Linked DNA regions of Homo sapiens: all the other regions are linked to region 1. Evidence: chromatin loops called from intact Hi-C (ENCODE). Cell type or tissue: PC-9. All regions are shown on one strand.

Region 1 (8,000 bases):
TCCAACACATTTCAAGGCAGAGGAGATGGAGAGGGAACACACAGAGAGGTGTGAGGAGAAATAGGAAGAAGTGTTGTTTCGGAAGCAGGGCAGGAGGCGATCGTAAGCAAAAGAAATTAATTAATATTATCAAATGACTTACAGGGCCAGATAAGATACAGGCAGAAAATTGCCTGTTGGACTGAAAAGTATGGAGAGCATCAGTGAACCTAATGAGGATAGCACTGATGAAAGGGACAGCAGTAAGGAATGAATGAAAGGAGATGAAATGGACACAGATAAGTTCCTCAAAGAGTTTGAATGTGGCATAATAGAGAGTGAAGACAAGATTTGGATGCAGATGTAAGATTGAGGGAGGTTGGTTGGTTTACATTTTTAAGATAGAAGAGTCTTGAGCCTCTTCATTGGCTGAGGATTAAGACAGGAGATGGGAGACTGATTGAGCGAGGGGGCAGAAGGGGATGGGACCCAGAGTTCAGTGGAGAGATGAATATGGCTGGCAGAGGAGGACCCCGAAAGGAAGACAGATGCCAATGGACCAGTGGTGGCCTGAAGGAAGTTGCCTGTTGGACACCCCATTCAAAGTAGCTTGCTCAGGTCTTATCTCTACAACAGCAGTTCCTCATGGGATACTACTACCAATCTTTCCTTTTGGAAAATCTCTCCACTTGTTACTGTTATACAGGGATGGGCTGGTTCTCCTCCTCCCTCTCAGAATGAGTTGGTTTTACCTTCTCCTCAGTGCTTCTTTTGACCTCCCAGTTCATGGGTGTGCCCTGAAGAGTCATCCTTAGCAGTGTTCTCTATCTCAGCATTCTCTTTGGATAGTGGTATTCATGCTTTCAGAGTTACCTACCACTTCCCAGATAGCCTCTCCACCGGAATCTCCCCATATTTAGTTACTTCTTTCCAGCCTACTTTATGCTTCACTCCAAGATTGACACATTTCAAGTGTTCGTACTAGGCTTTTCCCTTGCTCAGAAATTCTTGGTGACCAAATTCAACCTATGCTTCCAAACCCACTTTCTACCACTTGGGAATTCTGCCTGTCTCAATTATCAGTGCAGGGTTCTTTGCTCCCGTCACCCCTCTTGCCTCTCACCATCCCTATCCTTAGTGCATTTTAGCATGATAAGGAATCAAAGCTATGAGAGGCAATCGGTTTACTAGGAGAGACACCAGCTTGCCTGGTAGAGGCTGCTCTTTAATGAAAGCATAGCTCCAGGGACATGGGGCTTGGCAACAAAGGTTAAGAAGGTGGCAGTGAACTTAAGCCAAGGTCCTAGAGGCCGAGGAGTCCAACATGAAGGAGGAAGACTAGAGGGGAAAGAGACCTCCCAGTAACTCTTTGAGGGAAAGGCAGCTCTACTCCAAGGTAACAGTGAAGAAATGTTTGTTCTGACTTCTGGATACCTAGTATACCCATGGTTGACAACAAGTTAGGTCTTTCTGGAAATGGACTACAAGTTTGTATTTTCCACCATGATGGGTTGTATCAGTAGGACACTCCTGCCCTCTAATTGGACTGAACAGCTCAGAGTGTCCTATACACACTCCAGGCCCCCCTCCTTCTGTGTCTCTACCCATGCTGCTCCCTTTTTCAGGCCTCTTTCACACACTGCTGTGCTCTGTCAATCCAAGCCAGCTTCAGAAGCCAGCTCAAGTGCCAGCTGATGCCAGCTGATGGATCACTGTCATAGCCCAGGGGTCGAATTTAGTATGAAAGTGAACAAAGTGTGTGGCAGTAGGCTGGGAGTGGGAGAAGTGGTCTGTTACATATTTTGAAAGATTTAACAACCAAATGCATCTTTGATTGGATCCCCATTTCTAAAAATGTTACAATATATATTCTGGAAATAATTGGGGAAGTATTAACATGAACTAGATAATAAATGATATTAAGGAACTATTAATTTGGTTACTGCATAATATTGCTGTAATTATATAAACAATGACAACTTTTAGAGATGCTTGGTGAAGTATTTGGGAATGAAGAACCAATATGTCTGTAATAGTTTAGCAAATAGATATGTGTGTGTGTGTGTACATGTGTACATATTATACATACATATATATGCATTCATGTTATAGTATGCCAGAGTGCTGATAATTGGAACTAGCTAGTAGATTCTTCATTATGCCATTCTTTTTACTTTTCTGTATGTTTAAAAATTTTTATAATAAAATTTTAAAATAAAGGAGTAAAGAAGTGACACAAGACTTCTTGGCTAGGTAGAGTCAAGAAACTAGGACTAGGATGGCCTGAGTCCTGCCATCATGCCAACAGAGTGGTTCTTGAGCTTGGGTGCAGGCCCCTCACCTGTGGCGATGCTATTTCTCTTCTTAATGGCGAGAAGAGAAAATGAAAGAGGACATCTTCATTTTTTTTCACTTCGGAAATTCATTTAATATTTGATAAAAGCTTACTCTGTTCCAAATACATCCACACATACTCACTTATTTAATTCTCACAATAATTTTGTGAAGTGATTTTTGTTCTTGCTATTCCCATTTCATAAGTGAAGACAATGAAGCCCTGAATTTCAGTGATTTTCTTTATATCACAGAACTAGTACATGGCAGAGTGAGATTCGATCCCGGTTCTGCAGACTCCAAGTCTTGGATCATCCTAAGCCCCTGCATTGTCCTTTCTGAAATTATAAAGATCAAAGCCCTCAGGCCAGAGCCGTAAGCCTGTGGAGCTGGTCCTTGACTGGATTCATGGGAAAAGCCCCTACTTGGGCCATCCCAAGCATCCTTTGGGTATGATACTTTGCAACAATAGACCATCAGACCTATCTGGAGGACCACAGTGTTTCCTTGCTTCATCACAGCATCTCCTGAAATTGAGAGTTTGCCAACCGCAATGTATAAAAATGTTTGATGAACCCCTGTCTAGCCACTGGGTCAGCATGTACCACACAGGGACTCCTCTGATTGCACCAAGGAGGAAGTGCTATCAGCGATTTCCAAAAGCAGCAAGGAAATCCATCTGCAGTTGGTAGTCAGGTTCTCATAAAAGAGTGATTTCTGAATATGAGCAGATAACAGACACCTGACCACATAAAGGGGGAAACAGACTTTTAGGCAGACGTTGAGTTGCGACGTTGGGGAATGATGACTGATTAGTGAACCACAGAGTGGGACATGCTTGGCTCCTCAACTGAAGCAAAGAGGAGCCGTGAGGCTGGAAGGTGAACCAAAGAAGGCGGGAGGCATGAAGTGTCAGGATCTATGAACATCTGGGGATGCTTAATAGAGAGGAAATGTAGACCTCCCACACGGTAGCACTTTTATGAGCTCTGATTATACACTAGGGTACAGAAAAAAATAACAGAAACTAGCACACTGGTAAATAAGAAATCTTCTTGATCTGTAAAACATGCTGCTTTCTCAAATCTTTCCCCTTCACACAACATATTTCAGAGGCAAATGATGCTGAGTGTATCAATGTGACAGGAAGGAAGCTAAGTGGGTATCTAGACATTGACATCTCCTGAAGGGCCAAGGCAGATGGCAATGCCCCAGCCAGCTTAGTGTCCTGAGGCACTAAGGGGAGTGATGGCCCCAATGTTCCTTTGGGAAATCTGCAAAAATGTAATTCTGATCTTTCAGTCTCAGAACCAGCACATGAGTTGGGAGGGCAGGGTGGGAATGGAGGGTGAAAGATGAGGGGGAGAGGGAGCAGGGCCTCAGCTTACTCATCCACTCACTCTTCATTCATTCATTCATTCATTCAGTACAATGTGAAGGTGTGTATTCTGGAGTCAGGCACAACTTCATTAAGATCTAAGGCCTACAGCTTGAGAGCTCTATGAACTTGGGCAAGTTACTTAGTCTGTTTAGACCTCAGTTTCCTCCTGTGATAAAAGGAAGTCCCTGACTCATAGAAGTATAATGAGGACTAAAATTCACCGCCTAGTAACATAATAACACCACTGGGTCTGGCAGGTAATGGGTGACCAACCAACATATGCTACAATTGTTGCTGTGTCTTTCAATAACCAGGTGACCAGCTCTGTGCTAGTTGCTCAGTGCATGAAGACGGTGGACTTGGAGACACAATTTTACCCTCCACTTGTGGAATGACACCTTGCCAAACTTTTTTTCCAGGCCTATATTTTTCTTCCCTTCTATTTTTCTTCCCACTTTCCCATATACAGAAAAGTTCATGAATGAAACAGAGAAAAGAAGACCTATGGTCAGAGAAGAGATGAGAAAATAGAAAACTTCTAGCATTCTATTTGTACCTGGCACACAGTAGGCACTTGATGATTGAATAAATAATGTGCTCCCAGGGACCAAATTTTCAGGAGAATGAACACTTTTACCTAATTTTCTTGGTGTTTTCATTAAAATGAAGTCACTCATTTGGAATTCAGGGGTTGTAGACTGATGGCTAATGGATCAGTTCTGGCCTAGCAACATGTTTTGTTTGATCTGCAAAGTATTTTAAAAATGGGAAAATGTCACATAAAAACCCATGTTTCTGGCTTCTACTGGAAAATGAGAAAATCTGGCAACCCTGGGCCTGCATTCCCCCACAGGAATGGTCAGAGGGATTGAGGGAAAGGCTGCCCGCATTCCATGGGACTTTCCCTCCCTATGGCCTTGGGCACCACTGCCCTCTAGTGTATTACAGCCTCCTGTGGCTAGGGCACTTCCTCCTGCGTATGTATTCCAAGCAAGGCAGTTTCACTGGGTTGTTTTGGTCATCTTGTGAGGGATCGCAGGTGAGGAATGTGGAGCAGGGAGGCCTCCTGGCACAGCCCTTTCTCAGCCCCACACTCACTCCCAGCCCTGTGCTCCTTCCCGGGGGCCTCTCTGCTTGGGCTTTGAGCCTGGATGACTGACTGAGATTTCACTTTCCATCCAGATATGTTGGCCCCATGTCAACACCGCTGACACCACCCTTCCTTTATGATTACTCCCCTTCTGGGCAACAAGAAAATGATTGAATGACAATTATTGTGGCATCTGATACAGGGGTAATTTCCCTCTGGTTAGCAAACCACATGATGGAACATAACTGCAGATTCTTCGCATACCTTCACCATGACTGAGAGTGATCCCACAGCCACGGCTTTACTGATTCTGAGATCAGAGCATTCAAAGCGAAGACAGAGGGTGCATCACCCTCCCGTAGTGCTGTGGCCTTCAAGCTTGCCCTGTCTTTTTGTTATCAATGATCAGTAGTACACTTTTATTTATTTTTTTCTTAAATGAACTCCAAAGAGACCTGATGAAACTAGAGCTTACCTTGGTCCTATATCCTCGGATCCCAGGAGGCCCAGAGAGCCCAGAGAGCCCAGATGGAAAAACAGTTGCCTCGTCTCTTTTACAAAAGGGGGCCTGAAGAGGGAACGAGACTTCTCCAGGCTCACGGAGGGAGTGAGGGGCACGGGGCACTCAGAGCGGTCTCATTCCAGGTCTGACGCCTTTCGCCTGTGCCTGCTGTCCTGAGTGATAGTCCCAGAGTAGCACCAACAGCCGGACCTCTGGCCTGTGGCTCCTGTGGAGCAGATACAGGCTTCACTTTGCAACATTTGAGCCAGGTCCCTGTTTGGCTGAGTGACAGCACTTTGGCAACCATCACTCTGAATTTCTGGTTTCTGGGTCTGTCAAGCCTGCTTTCTGCTGTCTCCACGGGGCAAGCAGCCTCCTCAATGGCTCCCGGGGATCCTGCCGCCTTTGCATTCCCCTCCAACACTGTCCCAGGGTTGGTCTGTGTCCTCACACGGCAGAGAGAGGAAACAAGCTCTCTTGGGGAGATATTACTTCCACTCAAGCGGGCTGTGCCCTCATGACTTCATCTTATCCTAATCACCTCCCAGAGACCCTGCCTCCTGCTATCGTCACATTAAGGGGCAGGGTTTCAAAATGTGAATTTGGGGGGACACAAGCATTCAGACCATAACAGGCATCCTTAGGAAAAATTCGAAATACAAGCAAAAATTTAAATGTTTGTCTTCCTACAGCTAAAATATGATTCTGAGGACATTAAGGGAAAGTTGGAATTAATCTGTGTTGTTTACAAACATCAGAATTAACCAAACCATTGTGTGTATAAAATACCTGCCTCCCACCACACATACACATAACGTTTATCAGGGGTTTTTTTTTTTTTTTCCTTTTTAAAGAGCTGCATATGGAACCAAAGATAATTTGTTAAAATTGAGATACAATTCATATATCAGAAAATCACCATTTTATTTTATTTTAATTAATTTATTTTTGAGACAGAGTTTTGCCCTTGTTGCCCAGGCTGGAGTGCAATGGCACGATCTTGGCTCACTGCAACCTCTGCCTCCTGTGTTCAAGCAATTCTCCTGCCTCAGCCTCCCAAGTAGCTGGGATTACAGGCACCCGCCACCATGCCTGGCTAATTTTTTAATATATATATTTTTAGTAGAGACAGGGTTTCACCATGTTGGCCAGGCTGGTTTCAAACTCCTGACCTCAAGTGATCCGCCCACCTCACCCTCCCAAAGTGTTGGGATTCCAGGCGTAAGCCACCATGCCTGGCTGAAAATCACCATTTTAAAGTATCCACTTCAGTGATTTCTAGTGTCCTCATTATGTTGTGCAACCAACACTACTATCTACTTCTACAACGTTTTTATCATTCCAAACAGAAACCTCACCCTTGTGCCTCCTTCCCACCATTCCCTGGCAATCGCTACTCTACTTTCTGTCTCTGTGGATTTCCCTATTCTAGACATTTCATGTAAATGGAATCATACAATATGTGGCCATTATGTCTGGCCTCTTTCACTTAGCATAATGCTTTCAAGGTCCATTTGTGTCTTAGCATGTATCAGTACTTCATTCCTTTTTATTGCTGAATATTTCATTGTATGGACCGACCACATTTTGTTTATCCATGCATCATTACTGGACATTTGGGCTGTTTACATTTTTGTCTATTTTGAATAATGCTGCTATGAATATTTGTGTACACATTTTTGTGTGAACATATATTTTCAGCTGTCTTGGGTATATATCTAGGAGTGAAATTGCTGGGTCATAGGGTAATTCTAGATTTAACTTTTTGAGGAACCACCAAACTGTCTTCCATAGTGGCTATAACATTTTACATTCAAGATGAATATTGTTAATCTAGCAAACAGTTTAACAACTGGACAAAAATGAAACATTAAACCATGCATAAAATTGCGACCTAGAAAAATTTACATCATATATTCAAGTCTCTACTTTTGACTTTTCATCATTTACTATGTGGCTTAGCATTGCAGACTTAGGTCTAACAGTTGTAGTTGAGCTTACTAGTTGTATCCTGATAACCATTTTTCCCTTTTTAGTAATCAATTTCTTAATTTTAAGCTGGTCACTTCACTGCCCAAAACAAAGGTAACATTTTTTAGCTTCCCATGCAGCTAGTATGGCCATTGACTAAGTTATGGCAAATGACATGCAAGTAGAAGTTTGGTATGTATCGTCTAAAAAACGCCCCCAAAGGAAGGAAACATGCCCTTTCTCCTCATCCTTACTCCTGCTGGCTGGAATGCAGATGGAATTGCTGAGCTCAGGCTGCCACTCTGGACCCAGTGGTGGAAACATTGTGCTAAGGAGGACAAAGCAAGAACACTGCAGATGCCTGAACCCCTAATAGAATTCACTAGCCACAACTTGACTACCTCTGGACTTCTTCATGTGAGTGGAAAATAAATTTGTATCTAATTTAAACTTTTATTATTTGGAGTTTCTGGTTATACAGCTAAACTTAATCCTGAATGACCAAATTCTTAAGGAGTAGTGGTTAAAAGTACAGTTATTTGGAGACTAACAGACCTGAATTCAGATCCTTGAAAGTAACTGGGTATGGTGGTATGTTCCTGTAGTCCCAGTTACGCAGGAGGCTGAGGCAGGAGGATCTCTTGAGACCAAGCGTTCAAGGCCAGCCTGGGTGACATAACAAGACCCCCATCTCTAAAAAATAAAAATAAAAACAAGTCCTTGAAAGCCTTCCCTTTCCTTCT
Region 2 (8,000 bases), 77 kb after region 1:
CTACGTAGTGCATGTGTTAGCACAAGTTTCTCCCATTCCCTCTTCATACCTCAGGATCTCACATTCCTTCCTTTTCCTTGGGATAAAGAGGTAAGCCCCTCCTCAAGGAAGCCTGCCTTCCTCCTACTTGTTTTCTCTGCATCCCTCCCAGAGCCTCCAGGCTCCTCTGCTCTTAATTATCTCCTCTTTTTTCCTGATTTTCAGTCTTTCTTTTTCCACTGGCTTCTTCCCCCACCTATAAGCATACTCAGGCATCTCCTAGCATTTAAAAACCCTCACCCTTCCTTACCCTGCTTCTCTCTGGATCTCACCCCCAACCTCCTACCCACCACATTCCCTTTCCTGTTGAATTTCTCAGGGCAGCCTACATTTGCAACCTCTACTTCCTGACACCAATATCTACCTCTTAGCTGCTTGCCATCTGCCCTTACCCCACATCCCCCTCCTTTAAAACGGTTTTTCCCAAGACCATACCGGACTGCAGAGTGGCTTTTTCTCACTGCCTCCCTTCCTCTCACCAACCAGAGACTTCTCTCCATTTTACCTGAGATTTCCCTGGACTCTGACCCTATCTGTCTTTATCATCTCTGCTGCTGGCTTATGGCTCACCTTCTTACCCTTATGTACCTTGTCTCCAGCTCATACCATCTTTCTAAACCCAGCAGCTTGGAGCAGATCACAAACCTTCTCAAAAGCTGACAACAGTGCCCCCAAGTCGACCCAGCACACAAACTCGGCCTAGAATTGGAAAGCATCTACGGTTTTAATCCCTGTGCTCCCAGTATGCCTGCAACACTTATCACATCGTAATGGTTCATGTCTTCCTTATTAGAGAGTAATTCTATGAGGGTAGCAGCTCTATCTTGTTCACTGCGTTCATTGCTGTACCCCCAAGAGCCTAGCACAATGCTTGGCACATAAGCACCCAATATTTATTGACTCCATGAATGAACAAGAAAACAAATGAAGAAATGAATGAATGAATGAAGTTGGCCATCTCTGTGTGAGATGAGTTATTGCTCTTCACAGGGGGTGGTCTCCATGTCACTTGCCCTACATGCAAGTGAGAGGCAAACCCCTTTACAGCCCCCCAGCTTTTAGCTAATAGCTCTTGTTTGCTCCATCACAGACTCTGCTTCTTTGCAGCTCCAGCAGAGCTGGGTGTTCTTCAATGTTCCAGGCTCTAGGGTGGGCCAGAGGGCACCTTCCCCCAGGCATGAGCCCTGAAAGGGAAGGGAGCCTTGGGACAAGAAAAGCAGACGTCAGATGGCCTGGGGTGGCCCCACTCACAGTCACCATGTCCTGGCTCAGGAGGCGTTTGACTTTCCCCTGAACTGTAGTGGATAGCGAATCCTGTCCCATTCTCCATGTACCTGGTGGATCCCAAGGAGTCCTAGTGATTCTGAGTCTCTGGCAGAGAGGCATAGGCTCAGGTCTATCCAAGTGAGGTCCTGGCAGTGGGGCTCTGAGGCAGGCTGTGTGTAGGTCTGGCCAATATGGTTGCAGACTTAGCTTAGGTATAAGGATAGGTTGGTCCTGGGGTCAGGCACTTGGACAAATTATTTCACCAATCAAAGACTGTGTTTTTCAGCTCCTATTATGTAACTATACCTCTGACAATTTTGTCTCAAATGATACTCTTAAAATAATTGCTACCACCAGAATGGGAAGAGGATTCTGGACACAGACTAAGCACTCAAGACATTGTTGACTAAGGATGGGAATGGAGGTGTCCGCTTGGGGTGAGTTTGAAAATTCAATCCTGTCTCAATCTCAGAAAGACTGAGATATGGCCTCCGGGGTGGAACCAGGGGCTCCTGGAACAGTTTTTACTTTGGTGACCATATTTAGAAATTAGGAGACAACTTTCTCTCTCTTCTCAGGGCCAATGGGAGCAGAGGCAGGGAGGAAGCAGATGCAATGGTAGCAGGAGGAATTTAGCTGGGCATGAGGCAGGACTGCCCAACCATGGCAGGGCAGGAGACTTAGGAAGAGGCACCAAAGGTCCTGTGGCTCAGCACAAACAGTGTAAGGGCTGCACTGGGTGGAGGGCACCCAGAGGTTGGCTGAACCCATGGCAAAGGCAACTTTGAAGGTCTGGAGTGGGGTGCTGTCTTAGTCTGTTTGGGCTGCTGTAACAAAATGCATTAGACTGGGTAAACAACAGAAACGTACTGCTCATAGTTCTGAAGCCTGGGAAGTCCAAGATCAAGGTGCTGGTAGAGTCAGTATCTGGTGAGGGTGCTCTATTTCATAGATGGCATCTTGCTGCTGTGTCCCCACATGACTGAAGAGGCCAGGGAGCTTGCCTGAGCCTATTTTAAAAGGGCACTAATCCCATTCTTGATGGTGGGGCTCTCATGACCTAATCATTTCCCGAAGGCCCTACTTTGTAATGCCATCACACTGTTTACTAGGTCCCAACACGTGAATTTTGGGGGACACTAACATTCAGACCATAGCAGATGCCAGTGCCTCTCCTGCCATAGGACTGGGTTTGTCGGGGTAAAAGGAAGGGGGCTGCTCAAGGGAGTGCAGAAGCCTTGGGCTTTTGGGTCTCCCCTGGTTTCACCCTTGGCTCTCAGGGTGGGATTCAGCAGATCATATAGGTGCTCTGGGTTTCCATTTTCCAGCAGGGACTGGGGTGGAGACTTAGCCTTGTCTTATGACTTCCTAGAAAGTGGGAGCCTCAGTGAGACAAGGGGGCAAAATAAAGACATTGAAAACGAAACTGAAAGGTGTCCAGACCCTTAAGTAGCCTCTGGTGTGTAAGAGGCCAAGCTGTGCTCAGCCAGTCACAGAAAACCCTGCCTGAGGTCTCATTCCCCTCCCCATCCATCAGTGACACTTGGGCTTGAGGGCCAGATCCTGGATGCCTGATTATAAACCTGATCCTGACTCTGGTTTCTGAGCTCCTTCTTGCCTTATGTGTCTCAGGCTTTCCAGCTGTATAAAGGGAATTTTCTAGGGTGTTCATATGCTTCTCAGCTCCTCAGTCAAAGACAGTGGAGAACATAAAAAAAATCGCAGCACTATTCACAATAGCAAAGATATGGAAGCAACCTAAATGTCCATCAATGAATGCCTGGATAAAGAAAACATGATATATGTGTGTGTGTGTGTGTGTGTGTGTGTGTACACCGTAGAATACTACTCAGCCATAAAAAGAAAGAAATCATGTCTTTCGCAGCAACATGGATGGTACTGGAAGCCATTTTTTTTTTTTTTGGAACAACTCAGAAACAGAAAGTCAAATACCACGTGTTCTCACTTGTAAGTGGGAGCTGAATAATTTGTATGCCTGGATGTAGAAAATGCAGTAGTCAACACTGGAGACTTAGAAGGGTGGGAGGTGGGTGAGGGATGAGAAATTGCTTAATGGGTACAATCTACACCATTTATTCAGGTGACAGCTAAGCTAAAAGCCCATACTTTGCAACTACACAATATATCCATGTAACAAAACTGCACTTGTACCCCCTAAATCTGTTTTTTTTTAAAGGCAATGGAGAAAGAGTGGGCCTTGCAGGCAAAGAAAGCCTCGGGTCCAAGAAAGAAAAGAGATAGGGAGGAAGGAGGGGCCGAGCCAGGCACTCACATCCGGGTCGTTGGTAAGGGCCACAGGAGAGCCTCATTGAACTGTCTCCACTTGGCACTGAGCCAGGCCACATTTATGACTCCCTCCTTCAGGCTTTCCTGGACTGTGGACATTTTTTAGGGGGAGGTCCTGGCCCAGGGAAGTGAAACAAAAATAGAAGAGACCCGTACTTTCCCTGAATCACCCCCTGCTTCTAGCACAACTGCCCTAACCTTAACCCAGGCACTTAAGAATTACTTTGTTTCCTAAAGCCTCTGAAGGGAAATTTACAAGCCTCCGTGAGTCACCTGTGCTGGCATTAAATAACCCCCGACTAAGTTCCTCTTGTTTTTTCTGTGATCTCCATCACTGCAAGGCCATTTTCTCATTCATTCCTTCTGCACGTGTTGAACAACTACTCTGCGCTTGCACTGGGCCGGATAGTGGAGATATAGGTAAAGCAGATAATCACTGCCTTTAAGGCACTCTAGCAGGCAGGGAGACAGATGAGGAAACATGCAATGGCATCCCCTTTGAGGAGGTGAAAGCTGGGAATGCCGGCCTCAATGCTGGACAGGGGGAGGCAGTGCCACATGGGGCCTATAGGTGGCAGCAGAAGCCCACCACAGCCTGCTGGGGCTCTGGGACACCTGGGGGCAGGTACTCAGCCAGGGGATAGAGGGTAAGGTGGTCAGATTAAACTGGATTGGGCAAGGAGAAGTCGGCATAGCCAGAGCACCTGTGCACCTTGTCCTTAAGAAAGATGAGGTTAGGCCCAGTCCCAGTTCCTCAGCTTTTTGTCCAGATACCATCCTCTCACCTTTGGGAAGCAGAGTTTAAAAAGAGACCTAGGAAACTCCCAGCATACTGAGCTGTTCTCGGTGCATGTCAAACACTGCACACCCCCTGTGCACTGCCCACAGCAACTCCGCAAACTAGCTGAGTTATCCCCATTTTATAGATGTGGAAAATGAGGCTCAATGGAATGAAGGTGGCTCAGAATTGATGAAGGGCCTGACATATTTCCATAAAGACCTCCTGGGCTTCACCGACATGAAGATTGTTTAAACAAGCCTGGAGGAAGATGCCCTCAGCTGTTGTCCAAGAGGCCCCAGGGTCCCAGGCAAACTTAGCTTTGCAAAGTAGCCTTTCCCCATGCCTATGTGGACTTTCCCTTACTTCTCGGCTGCAGGTCGTCCTTCAGTTCCACTACTTTTTCTTTTTCATACCCTGCACATTCTATTTACTGTCCCACCATTGTGCCCCACAACATGAACACAACTTTCATGCCTGTCAGCATAAGGTTATAATCAAAATGACTTGTCATAATTATACAGCAGTTTAATATTCAGAAAGTATTTTCAGCCGAGTGTGGTGGCTCATGCCTGTAATCCCAGCATTTTGGGAGTCTGAGGTGGGAGGATTGCTTGAGGGCAGGAGTTCTAGACCAGCCTGGGCAACAAAGTGAGACTCTATCTCTACAAAAAATAAAAAAATTAGCTGGGCGAGGTGGCATGTGCTTATAGTCCCAGCTTCTTGGGAGGCTGAGGCAGGAGGATCACTTGAGCCCAGGAGATCAAGGCTGTAGTGAGCCATTATTGTGCCACTGCACTCTAGTCTGGGTGCCAGAGCGAGGCCCTGTCTCAGAAGAAAAAAACAAAAACAGAAAGTATTTTCACAATTAAGATCTTATTTGATTCTCACCCTCCCCATGACGCAGGTAATTTCATTATTCTCCTCTTATGGATGGGGAGATGGAAGGTCAGAGAAGGCTTTACCCCAAAGATGATGCATTTCCCACTATTCACTCCAAACAGCCTTTTGCCCAGAAACTTTACTTTTGCCAATTCCCCTTTCAGAAAATCACTTCCTTCTCCAATTCCTGTTTTCCTCCCAGGTCTTTAACCCTTCAAAGCCCTGCATGTGTACCTCATCTAGGAAGCTTACTTCCAGGATTCCCGTCCACACTGGCCTCCCCTTTCCCTTTGCCCCTGCACAGTTTTTTCCTGGGGCCCCACAGCTGTCACTGCACAGCTTGAGGCTTGTGGAGGTGGTGCCATATGGTGTGGAGGGCATAGTAGTGGGCAAGGGGGCACATGTGAATCCAGGTACCTCCTCTTACTACCTGTGGGATTCTGACCAACTTAACCTGTCTGGGCCTCTTCTAAGCACCTCTATGAAAATGGGCTTAATATTTGCACCTACCTCAGAGGGTCTCTGTGCAGATTAAATGAGCTGCCCACTGCTCAGTCAATGTAAATTGAGTGTGCATAAGGCAATGAGTGCACCCTGAGAATGGGTTCATGGAAGCAGATCTCAAGAAGCGCCCTGCCTGATGCTCTGCACGTAACAGCTGAGAGATTTCTATAACTGTGTTTCAAAAGCCTGACTCCCCTTCCACCCCTGGCCCAATTTTCTTCTGAATCTTTTCTTTTGGAAGAGAACAAGGAAGGACATTTTCCACCTCCCTATACCTTTACAGGGAGGTGGGTGGGGCTGCCCTGGGCCTGTGGTCACCCACCCCCTCATCCTACCCCCAGCCTAACAATTTTTCCCTGGGGACCTGGGGCAGGGAAAGGAGGCTTTGGAAACAAAAGTCAGGTGTGTGTTCAGGCTCAGACTCTTACTTATGACCCAAGGTTTGCCGCTCAACTTCCCTGAGACTCAATATCCTCATTGGAAAATGGGAATGTTGGATTGTTGGGAGTGTGATTGAAGATGAGACATGAGAAAAGATCCCGTGAAATCTGGAGCATTTTACAGGCTTAGCAACCATGACTACTAAAAAACCTTCCCGCTTACTTACCTTCAGGTCTTCTGATCCCATTTGCACTCCCCAAACTGAAATCCTCTTTCTCTCTGAGATCTTCTTCCAACCCTGCCTCCTTCCTTCCTCCAGCCTTAATGAATTGCTTGTTCCCATAGGACTTGGCACAGAACGGATAATTTTTCTTCTCCCTTTAGGCTGCCTTAATCCTTTCTTTTGCCTTTTTGCTGCCTTTTACATCTTAACATTTATGATAATCTGCCCTTAGTACTAATGACAGCAGAGTTCTTACAATGTTCGCTGCAGCACGCTAAGAGCTTTACATACATTATCTCATTACATCTTCAAAGCAACCCATGGAGCAGGTGCTGCCAATATCCCTGTTTTGGAAATGAATGAACTGAGACTTGAGCAGTTAAGGAACTTACCCATGGTTCCAGGCCTCATTAGTTCTGCTAGTGGAATGACGTTTAAACCAAGAACATTGAACTCTACAAGCCTTACTTTTAACCACTGTATTGTGCTGTTTCTCTGGTAGAGCTAACTGTGCCCATGCCCCACCTCCTTTTCTTTCTTTCTTCTCTCTTTTTTTTTTTTTTGTTTCAAGAAATTGGCTTGTGACATGTGGGTGTTGACAAACCCAAAATCCATAGGGCAGGCTGGCAGGCTGGAGGCTCTCACAGGCAGGAGTGGATGCTACCATCTTAAGCGTGCCCTTTTTACTAGCTAAGCTGCAAACTCCTTGAGGGCAAGGGGCATGTCTCAAACATCTCTGAGTTTCCCACAATGCCTAGCAAGGGGTGCCTAGCAGGGCCTCCAGGCAGGAATCAAAAGACACAGCTATTAGGCCTACCTATGTGCCACCGATCTATTTGCTGTGTGACTTTGGCACTTGACCTTTTGGAATGGGATCCTCCTTGTCTGGGTCATGAGGATTGGATGACATCACATATCCAAAAACTGGGGATGTTAGGAAGGTGGGAACACTTGTACCCCTGCCACCCCATCTCTGGCTGGTCTGAAGGCACCAGTGTCTGCATTGGGACTGAAGGTGCAGGGGCCGCAGAGCTCCAGCAGGAGTCCCCAGCAAGGAGTCTCCTCCTCCACTGCTCCATGCCTCCCCTCAGTCTGGTGCTTGCTCCCTGTGATCCGCTCAAGCCTTGTGGCCTCAGAGTCTTTTTCCTTTTACACATTTAACATGGGGAGGTTGCAATTTTCCTCTGCCCTCATTTACTACCTTGGGGCAGATGGCAGGGCACTCGGTAATAAGTCCTACCCTTGGTACCTAGCTAGGTGAGTGAAGGGTGACTGGGTTTTCAGACCAGAACCAGGGAGGAAGGAGGGCTGTGGGAGAGGAATGCTGTCCCCAGCCCTGTCTTAGCCTGGCTGTGGGCTGCCACAGGGGCAGAGGCTCATGAGGAACAGCACTGCCTAGGGATAGTGAGGGCTGGGAAGGCACTGAACCTAGGTTTCCAGCCCCCCAGCCCGGACCCTGCCTTCTAACTCCTTGAAGCTCCATCCTTGGTATTAACCTTGGCTTTGCTCCTGACTGGCTTCCCCCGCGTTACATCCTGATTACATCCAGAGCACGGGTGAACCCTCCAGGCTTGTTTCCTGACAGAGTCAGACCCAGGGCTCTCAATGCTGCCCCCCTCC
Region 3 (8,000 bases), 170 kb before region 1:
CTGAAGTCAGCACAGCTATTCCTCCCCTGTGCAAGCTGGGTTCTCACTGAGTAACCCCAACTTGCCAGCTTGCCCATGGGTTCTGGCTCTGTGAGTTTATTACTTGAAAATGCCTGGCACCTAGCGCTGGCCTGCTTCCTTGTGGATGTGGAATACAGGTCTGCATGCTGAATCTTTGTGACGCACACAGTGACAGGCTCTTTCCCTTGGTGACAGTGCTCCCTCCAGGGACCATCTTGGGTCTGGGGAGTGACAGCCGTATTATGAGCAGCCTTCTAGAAAACAAATATGGATTCTTAATTCTAAAGCCAATTCCAAATGCGTTCTAGCAGGGCACACAGAAATGAAGCCTGCTTCACAGAATTAACAGCGCTCACTCCCATCTGATGGCAGGAGACAGAGACACAGGCTAGCCTAATGAGAACTGATCGGGATATTCTGTCTGGCGATAATAGCAAATGTAAAACAGTGAAACCTCAGACTCCCCTTCTGGTTGCTGTCGATTTGTGTAATAAGCCGGCACACACAGGCACACACATGCGTATCTGTAAAATTAAATTCTCCAGAGAATCTGACCAAGGCAGTGCCCACTGTCTTGTTTTTAATAATAATATTTTCCATTTAATCTTTCTTAGAATTTGTGGAGGCTTTGTCCATTCCAAACTCAAAGGAAAAAAATTAGCATTTAGATAGGATTGCGCCAGCATTAAAATCAATTGAAATGGAAACAGAGATCATGGGAAGGTTGAGACGCCTGGAGGTTTTTCCATAGGATGATTCTGATATGATGTTCAGGGTGCCCAAAGCATACCTCTCCCCATGTCTCATCATCACTATGCACTCGGCCTTGTCCCCAGGTGCCTCTTTCTCACACATATTCCTCCCCAAGTCTCCTGAGAATCACATTTGTGATAGCAGAGCCCCTTCCAAGCTCTAGCTCCTCTTTCTCCAGGAATAATCATTGCAAAGGAGACACAAGGCATAGGGTCCTTGCTGCCCAGGGTGTAGAGACATGAAATGCGCCTTGTTTGCCCCATAGACTTAAAATACTCTCTCTAGGTTCTTCTTCCTGCCCCTGCCCCCACAGCCATACACCACTTTTCTCAATCGCACACCCTCAACCTTCCTTACGCTCAAATTCCAGACAATTCCTGCAGCCTCAGAAATGCACTGGAGGCCTATACTGACTGGGCAAGGACTTCAAGGAAGTCACCTAGAGGCCACTTCTAGCAGTGTCCCCTACACACTACATGGGTTCTGTAGGCAGGGTCCTAACAGGGAAGCACAACCCTTGTCTGTGATTCTTGTGTGAACAACACCAGCCCACATCCTAATTGACCTCAATGATTCCTGTCTGCCATCCATTTGGATATAGTTTCAGGATCTGTCCACAGCATTCAGAAGCCTCCATAATCTGGTGTATCACTGACTCTATCTGCCAGTGGTAAATTCTTGAAACAGAGACTGACAGCTGCTTTTACTGAGCTGCCTCCAGAGCCATTGTTGCTCTCAGATCTCCTGATAAACCAGACTCATGTTCTTTCTCATTTTGCCTTTTACTGCTGCACTCCTGGAACCACCAGACCACAGGAGTGAGGCTCATTTAGTGCTAATGTCTTGCGTGTGGTTGGTATTTTCCTGTCTTGCAAACTCATTTATCTGAGTCCCTGATCCAAACCCTATGCATTCCTGGCAGTTGCTCCTCAGCATTCCTTCCTTAATGTGAGCCCCGCTGTACTCCTCTGTGCTTCTGTGTTCATCCCCGCTTCCACACCTCTCCCTACCTCTCCTATTCCCATTCCAGCTTCTGAGTCCCTGTCCCTGGCTCAGTCCTTTGCATCCCTCCAGCTGGAAGTGTAACTTTTGTTACTTTTCTCATACAGGAAGATGATTTGAATGGGATCCACATTGTGGCCTTTGCAGAGAAGAGTGATCCAGGTAGGAAACCTTCAACCTGCTCTTTTACAGCTCTAGCAAGAACTGATTTCTCACCTTTGCCAGCCCTCACCTTTCTCTTCTCTCACATCCCATCCACAATGCAACTGCAAGATATTGGGCACCCCCTGGTGGTCGCCCATTAAGTATGAGTTCGTTTTCAATTGTGCACACGGCTAAGAGAAGAAAAGGTGTGAACAAATCAGAATGTTATAGACTACCAGGTTCCTACAGCGCTGCACAGCAATGGACCAACACACTGAGTCAGTGGGATTTGCAGCAGAGAAAGAGTTTAATAATCGCAAGGCTGCCAAATGGGTAAGAGGAGGGATTCTCAGGCCACAAATCCAATTCTTCAAGGGGTTCTGGGCAAGGGTTTTTAAGAGGATCATGGAAGGTGAGGGCCTGGAAAATTGGGGTCATTGATTGATCTGGGTAAGGGGATGAAATCGTGAGGATGTGGAAACTGCATTCTTCCATAAGTCAGCTCCTTGCTCAGCCTTTTAGACCAGCTGATGTCAGTAGTTTTATTGGTATGCAGAACCTAAAAGAGAAACTCAAATGGAAATCTTATTGTATTAGTCCATTCTCACATTGCTATGAAGAAATACCAGAGACAGGGTAATTTATAAAGAAAAGAGCTTCTATTGGCTCAAAGTTCTTCAGGTTGTACAGGAAACAGGGCAGTATCTGCTTCTGGGGAGGCTTCAGGGAGCTTTTACTCATGGCAGAAGGCAAAGCGGGAGCAGACATCTCACATGGCAGGAGCAGGACCAAGGTGGTGGGGAGGTGCCACACACTTTTATATAACCAGATCTTGTGAGAACTCATACCAAGTGGGGAATGGTGTTAAATCATAAGAAACCACCCCCACGATCCAATCATCTCCCACCAGGCCCCACCTCCAGCATTGGGGATTACATTTCAACAGGAGATTTGGGTAGGGGACACAGATCCAAACCATATCACTTTTAATCTCACCATGTCTTAAATTTTGTCTATAGAACAGAGAAGGGACAACAAGTCTTGTGACAAGGGCTACATTATCCTGGGGTAGTACACAGTGAAGAGAAGTGGGCCAGAGGGCAAGCCAGCTTCACGATTGCTGCCGATGGTGTGGGAAGCCTAGCGGGATTTTATTTTTTTCTCCAGTTGATTTTATAAAGTGTTTTTGGAGATGCTTTCAAGAACCTCAAACATTCTGCTTTGCTGCCCAAACATAGAAAGGTACACTGGGCACTGGGGGAGATATTAAAACATACCAGCTTTACAGGGTGTGTGTGTGCTTGTGTGTGTGTGCACGTGTGAACTTCTGTTCACATTAAAAGTTTATTTACCTATTTTGCCATCTAGCCTATATCAACCACAATTCTACCTGAAAATAGGATAAATGTATACTTTAATCCATAAAATATTGTCTGTGCTTAGGAAATGAAGTAGGAAACATTCCCCTAAATAATGAGACCTGGGGAAAATGAGCAGCTTATTTTGAAAGTGCAAGATGACCCTGTAAATGGATGGGTAACTTTGTTTTTGGAACTTGGACAACTTTTCTCTGGTTTCACTCTTTTCAACACCAGTGGAGAGTGAAGTGCAGGAAAATTGATTTTGCAGGTAGCAATTCCCTATGGCAGTGCTCTGTGAGACAGAGAGTCCCCAAGAGAAAGTGGAAGCACAGATTCTGAAGTGCATTTTGGAAACCCTGGGACAACCCAGAATGTAACCAGAGAAGTCAAGGGAATGTAGACTTTCATGGTATTTGCTGGGGACCTCAGTCTCTTGTATACTCATAGGGAGAGATCTAGAGATGGTTCCACTAGACAGATCAGGAAACAGCGGTTTGGAGAAGTTAAACAAACTGCCCAAGAGAACACAGTTAGTGGCAGATCATGAAGGGTGAACAGATCGCCTTTTTCATCAATATATAGCTGATTCTTGCACAATGTCTTGACTCGTGGTAGGCGCCCAATAAATATTTGTCTGGCAGATGATTAGAGAGTTAGATGACCAACCAAGACAGAGCCCCAAAATCTTCACTGGCAGACCAGCTTTTCCTTCCCTTTTTTGGCAATACACTAATAGCCTCCATAGTTTCTTACAGAGTGAAACCCACATTTTTTATCATATAATTTATAAAATCAAGATATAATCCATATACCATAATAGTAACCCTTTTAAAGTGAAGATTCCAGTGGTTTTTAGGACATTCACAAAGTTGTGCAAACATAATCAGTATCTAATTCTAGAACATTTTGATAAATAGCCATTAGCAGTCACTCCCATTTCTCTCTCACCCACCTCTGCAAGCAGGAATTACCTACTATCTCTAAAATTTGCCTATTCTGGACATTTCATATAAATGGAATCATTTAATATGTAGCCTTTTGTGTGTGGCATCTTTCACTTAGCATGATGTTTTCAAGGTGTCCCAATGACATTGCACATATCATTCCTTTTAAGGGCCGAATAATATTCCATTGTATCAAAACCAAATTTATGTTCTGAATTATCTGAGCACTCTCTTGTCTTTTTCACTTTTCAACATGATCTAGCCCTTGTCTCCACCTCTCAAGAAAAAGCTAGTGTGGTTTCAGTGGGTTTTCCACAGGTTCCGGCCACCACTCTTCCCTGGAGGAGCAAATAGCAAAGGAAGCCAATTGCCTAAGGTTTACAAGCTATAATCAAACAGAATCGGATCCCTGGTGTTATGTGAACAGAGATGCAGTTGCCATAGGCAGCAGCCTGCTGGCCAGACTCCAGAGGGCTCCTTCCCCACCTCACCTGCCACCTTCCAGGATTGTGGGGAAGCCTGTCTGGCTCTTTGGAACAATAGAACAAAGAGGCCTCCCTGAAGTTGTAAGAACCTGTTTGACCGAGATTGCTGCTGTAATGAATCAAGCTCCAGAAACTACTTCCACCTCCTCCCTGCACAAATATCCCTGGGCCTGAAGCTGTGCCTTTCCCCAAAAGAGCCCAAGCTGGGGCTTGTACTGGGAAGCTGTAAGCATGCACTGAGGTGAGGGCAGGGGGATAGGGAGGAGCTCTAGAAGCATCTTCTGTGAGCAAGGGCCTTGCCACTCAGGGTTGGGAAAGGGAAAGACTTGTCTGTGAAAGTCCCTGACTCTGAATTTGTGGTTAATCAGTGATTTACCTGCAGAGCACTGATGTGTAACCTGGGGCAATGGGCCTGACTGCAGGACTAGGAATGTCATTCCTGCAAAACAGTCCCTCTGCATTCCTTTGCTCTTGCTAACAAGTTAGACATGGCCTTTCACCCCAACCAAACACCTAACCCCACCACCCCAAGGAAGAAGATCATACCTCCAGGAAAATAATACAGTTCTTCTTAAAGAACTAACAGTATTGAGGAACTGTGCTAGGAGCTTTATGTAGATGACCTTATTTAGCACCTAAAGCCACTCTGTAATACGTGCATGATGATTATTATTCTAGTGTCAGATGAGGAACGTGAGTTTTAGAGGTTAAATAAGTTGCCCAAATCACTCACTATACCTAAGCCAAGATTCAAATTCAAGCAGGCTATCTTGACCTCTAAATACATCATGACTATGAGGAAGATGATGATGATTGTCACTTACTGTGTACTTATATGTACACAAGAACCCCATGAGGAAGGCATTATTTTTATTACAACTGAGGAAGCTGAGGCTGAGAGAGCTTACCTCACTGGGAAGCATGAAGTTGGAATGACGCTGAGGATGTCTGGCTTCCCAGCCCACACCCTTAACCACAAGGCCCTGCCATAGAGTTATATGAAGTCGTCAGGTTAGCAACTCTGAGTGGCATATACGTCTGTAGCAGGGCCTTATGCTAAGTGATCATTCGATCCTCCTTCCTGCCTCTCTATTGCCCTTCACCATCTCCTCCACCTCCAACATTTGAAAGACAAGAAAGCGGAGACCCAGGGCAATGCAGTGGCATGTTCGGGATCACAGGGTTATAGGAATAGTGGGAAATCGAGCTTAGATTTCCCAAGGGCCCCTCCTGTGCACAGTCCACCCTATCACACCAACTCCAAACAATGCCCCAGCCAGTGCAGGCTCTGAGCATGTGCAGTGCTGCCGCATGTACTGGGGAAGGGGACACGAGCAGGCAGAGCAGGCGGAGGTGAGAAGAGCACAAAACCACCTGGAAGCTTGAGAGCCTAGTTAGGGAAGAAAAGTCAGGCTTCCTCCCACTGTCTGTCCAGGTTTGGGATCTAAGATTACACAGCAGCAACAACCACATGTCCCAGTGATCCAGCTGCCCCAACCACTTTCTTCCCCCAGCAGTTCTGACATGATCCTCATGGCCAAGAGCTTGAGTTCACCCAGGGTAGGAAGCTGAGGGAAGGCAGCAACCCTGTACTCCCACCTCCACCTGCCAGGAGGCAGAGTCTGCTCTCCTGGCCCTCGAGCCTAATCGCCAGATCTCTCCTGCTGTACTCATCCCATGCCCTTAGGCAGGCCTGGCTGGGAAGGACATTTCCTAGCCCTGTGCTCTTGCCCATTGCCTGGTGGTGCTGCCAGTCTTCCTCCAGCTCCTGCGCTCAAAGTGCCCGCCAGAGCCGCTCGTCTGACAGGTTTGAAAATGAATGACTGTCTTCCTCACCACCCCTAGATGTGTCTGTGTCAGGCTGACATCTTCTTTATAACATGTGATGAAAGGTTTGCAAAGCAGCGTTTCTACATGAGTGCATGCTAGATGGATATCCTCAAAGGGCACTGGGAATATTAGCGCTAACAAGCTGGAAATGCAAGGAAAGGCTGCTGTCTGCACACGTGGAACAGAATTAGTGACAGGCCCTGGAAGGAACGTCTCCAAGCTCTGTTCCATCCAAGCTTCCACTGCTTCAGGTTCTTGTAAAAATCTTTTTGAGACCAATTGTCTCAAGTAGGACCACTAACTGCCTCCTTGAGCTTTTGATTTTAAGTTTGGTTTACCAAATTTAACATTTGGTTCTTTCTTTCTTTCTTTTTTTTTTTTTTTGAGGCAGTCTCCCTCTATTGCTCAGGCTGGAGTGCAGTGGCACCATCTCTGCTCACTGCAACCTCCACCTCCCGGGTTCAAGCGATTCTCCTGCCTCAGCCTCCCGAGTAGCTGGGATTAGAGGCATGGGCCACCACACCTGGCTAAGTTTTGTATTTTCAATAGCCTCCCAAAGTGCTGGGATTATGGGTGTGAGCCACTGTGCCTGGCCTGGTTCTTACTATGTGTTGAATGTTATTCCAAGCACTTAACAAGTATCAACATATTTAACCTTTGCAACAACCCGACGTGTTAGGTGCTGTTTTTATCATCTTCCCCGGTGTACAGATGATAAAGTACAGGGACGAAGAAGTTAAATAATGTCCCCAGCTCACATGGCTAATCAGTGATAGAACTGGGATTCAAACCCAGCAGTCCAGCCCCGAGTCTGGGCTCTGTAACCATCAGCTTAAGCTTCTCTTCATCACAACACCATATCATTTGACTTTTTCACCAATTCTGGGATCTTAGCGCCAGGAGAAGACAGGCAGAGAAAGAGGGTGTGGTAAGGAGTGGTAGCGTATTCACATGTCTCAAGTGCCGTCTCATAGCTGTGGGGCCCAGACAATGTCCCCTGTCCTACGCGGATGTCTGACTCTCACGGGTGACTTCTTGGCAATTCCATCTTGTGAGAGGAGAGCTCCCAGCCTTGTCTGTCCCTCTGAGGTTTCCCAAAGGATCCAGTTCAGATGCTGGGCTGCTTTTTGAGAATTCCATATTTACTGAGTGAGCTCTGGTCTAGAGACCAACAAGGTCTTTCTGAGAGAGGACCTGTCCTATTCACCCTTGTGTCTCAGCCTCAGGCTCTGGGCTTAAGATGTTGTGGGAACTCAAATTATACCTGCCTGCTGAAAACAAACAAACAAACAAACAAAACCCTTACGCCTGTAATCCCAGCACTTTGGGATTACAGGCGGGTGAATCACAAGGTCAGGAGTTCGAGACCAGTCTGGCCAACATAGTGAAACCCCGTCTCTACTAAAAATACAAAAATTAGCTGGGCATGGTAGCATGCACCTGTAGTCCCAGCTACTCAG

What was found. Hi-C counts contacts between places; a loop is a spot of excess contacts. Peaks named below come from ENCODE experiments on the same cell type or tissue, not always from the same donor. Only the 100,000 strongest peaks of a DNase experiment are listed, where the experiment ranks them.
Region 2: it touches region 1 in a loop (10-fold over the local background); 5 of 110 quality-filtered maps call a loop at or near these places.
Region 3: a loop joins it to region 1, with 7 times the contacts of the local background. A loop is called at or near these places in 4 of 110 quality-filtered maps.

What each region holds. Positions count from the first base shown.
Region 1 is chr1:115,542,962-115,550,961 of GRCh38, reverse strand. No RefSeq gene overlaps it. Among named protein-coding and RNA genes, the nearest start is that of VANGL1, 95 kb to the left of the region's middle. RefSeq lists an enhancer at 4,269-5,156. In PC-9, CTCF peaks have their summits at 4,406 and 4,622 (motif pointing left); a DNase peak (open chromatin) is centred at 4,871; H3K4me3 peaks cover 832 bases; H3K27ac peaks cover 3,142 bases.
Region 2 is chr1:115,466,052-115,474,051 of GRCh38, reverse strand. No RefSeq gene overlaps it. Among named protein-coding and RNA genes, the nearest start is that of NGF, 130 kb to the right of the region's middle. In PC-9, CTCF peaks have their summits at 3,961 and 4,164 (motif pointing right); a DNase peak (open chromatin) is centred at 3,731; H3K4me3 peaks cover 1,165 bases; H3K27ac peaks cover 3,846 bases.
Region 3 is chr1:115,711,778-115,719,777 of GRCh38, reverse strand. It overlaps CASQ2 (calsequestrin 2), which reads left to right. Exons shown (of 11, transcript NM_001232.4): 8 at 1,884-1,938. Among named protein-coding and RNA genes, the nearest start is that of CASQ2, 53 kb to the left of the region's middle. In PC-9, CTCF peaks have their summits at 2,046 (motif pointing left), 4,464 and 4,665; DNase peaks (open chromatin) are centred at 4,757, 5,137, 5,667 and 6,387; H3K4me3 peaks cover 1,024 bases; H3K27ac peaks cover 3,530 bases.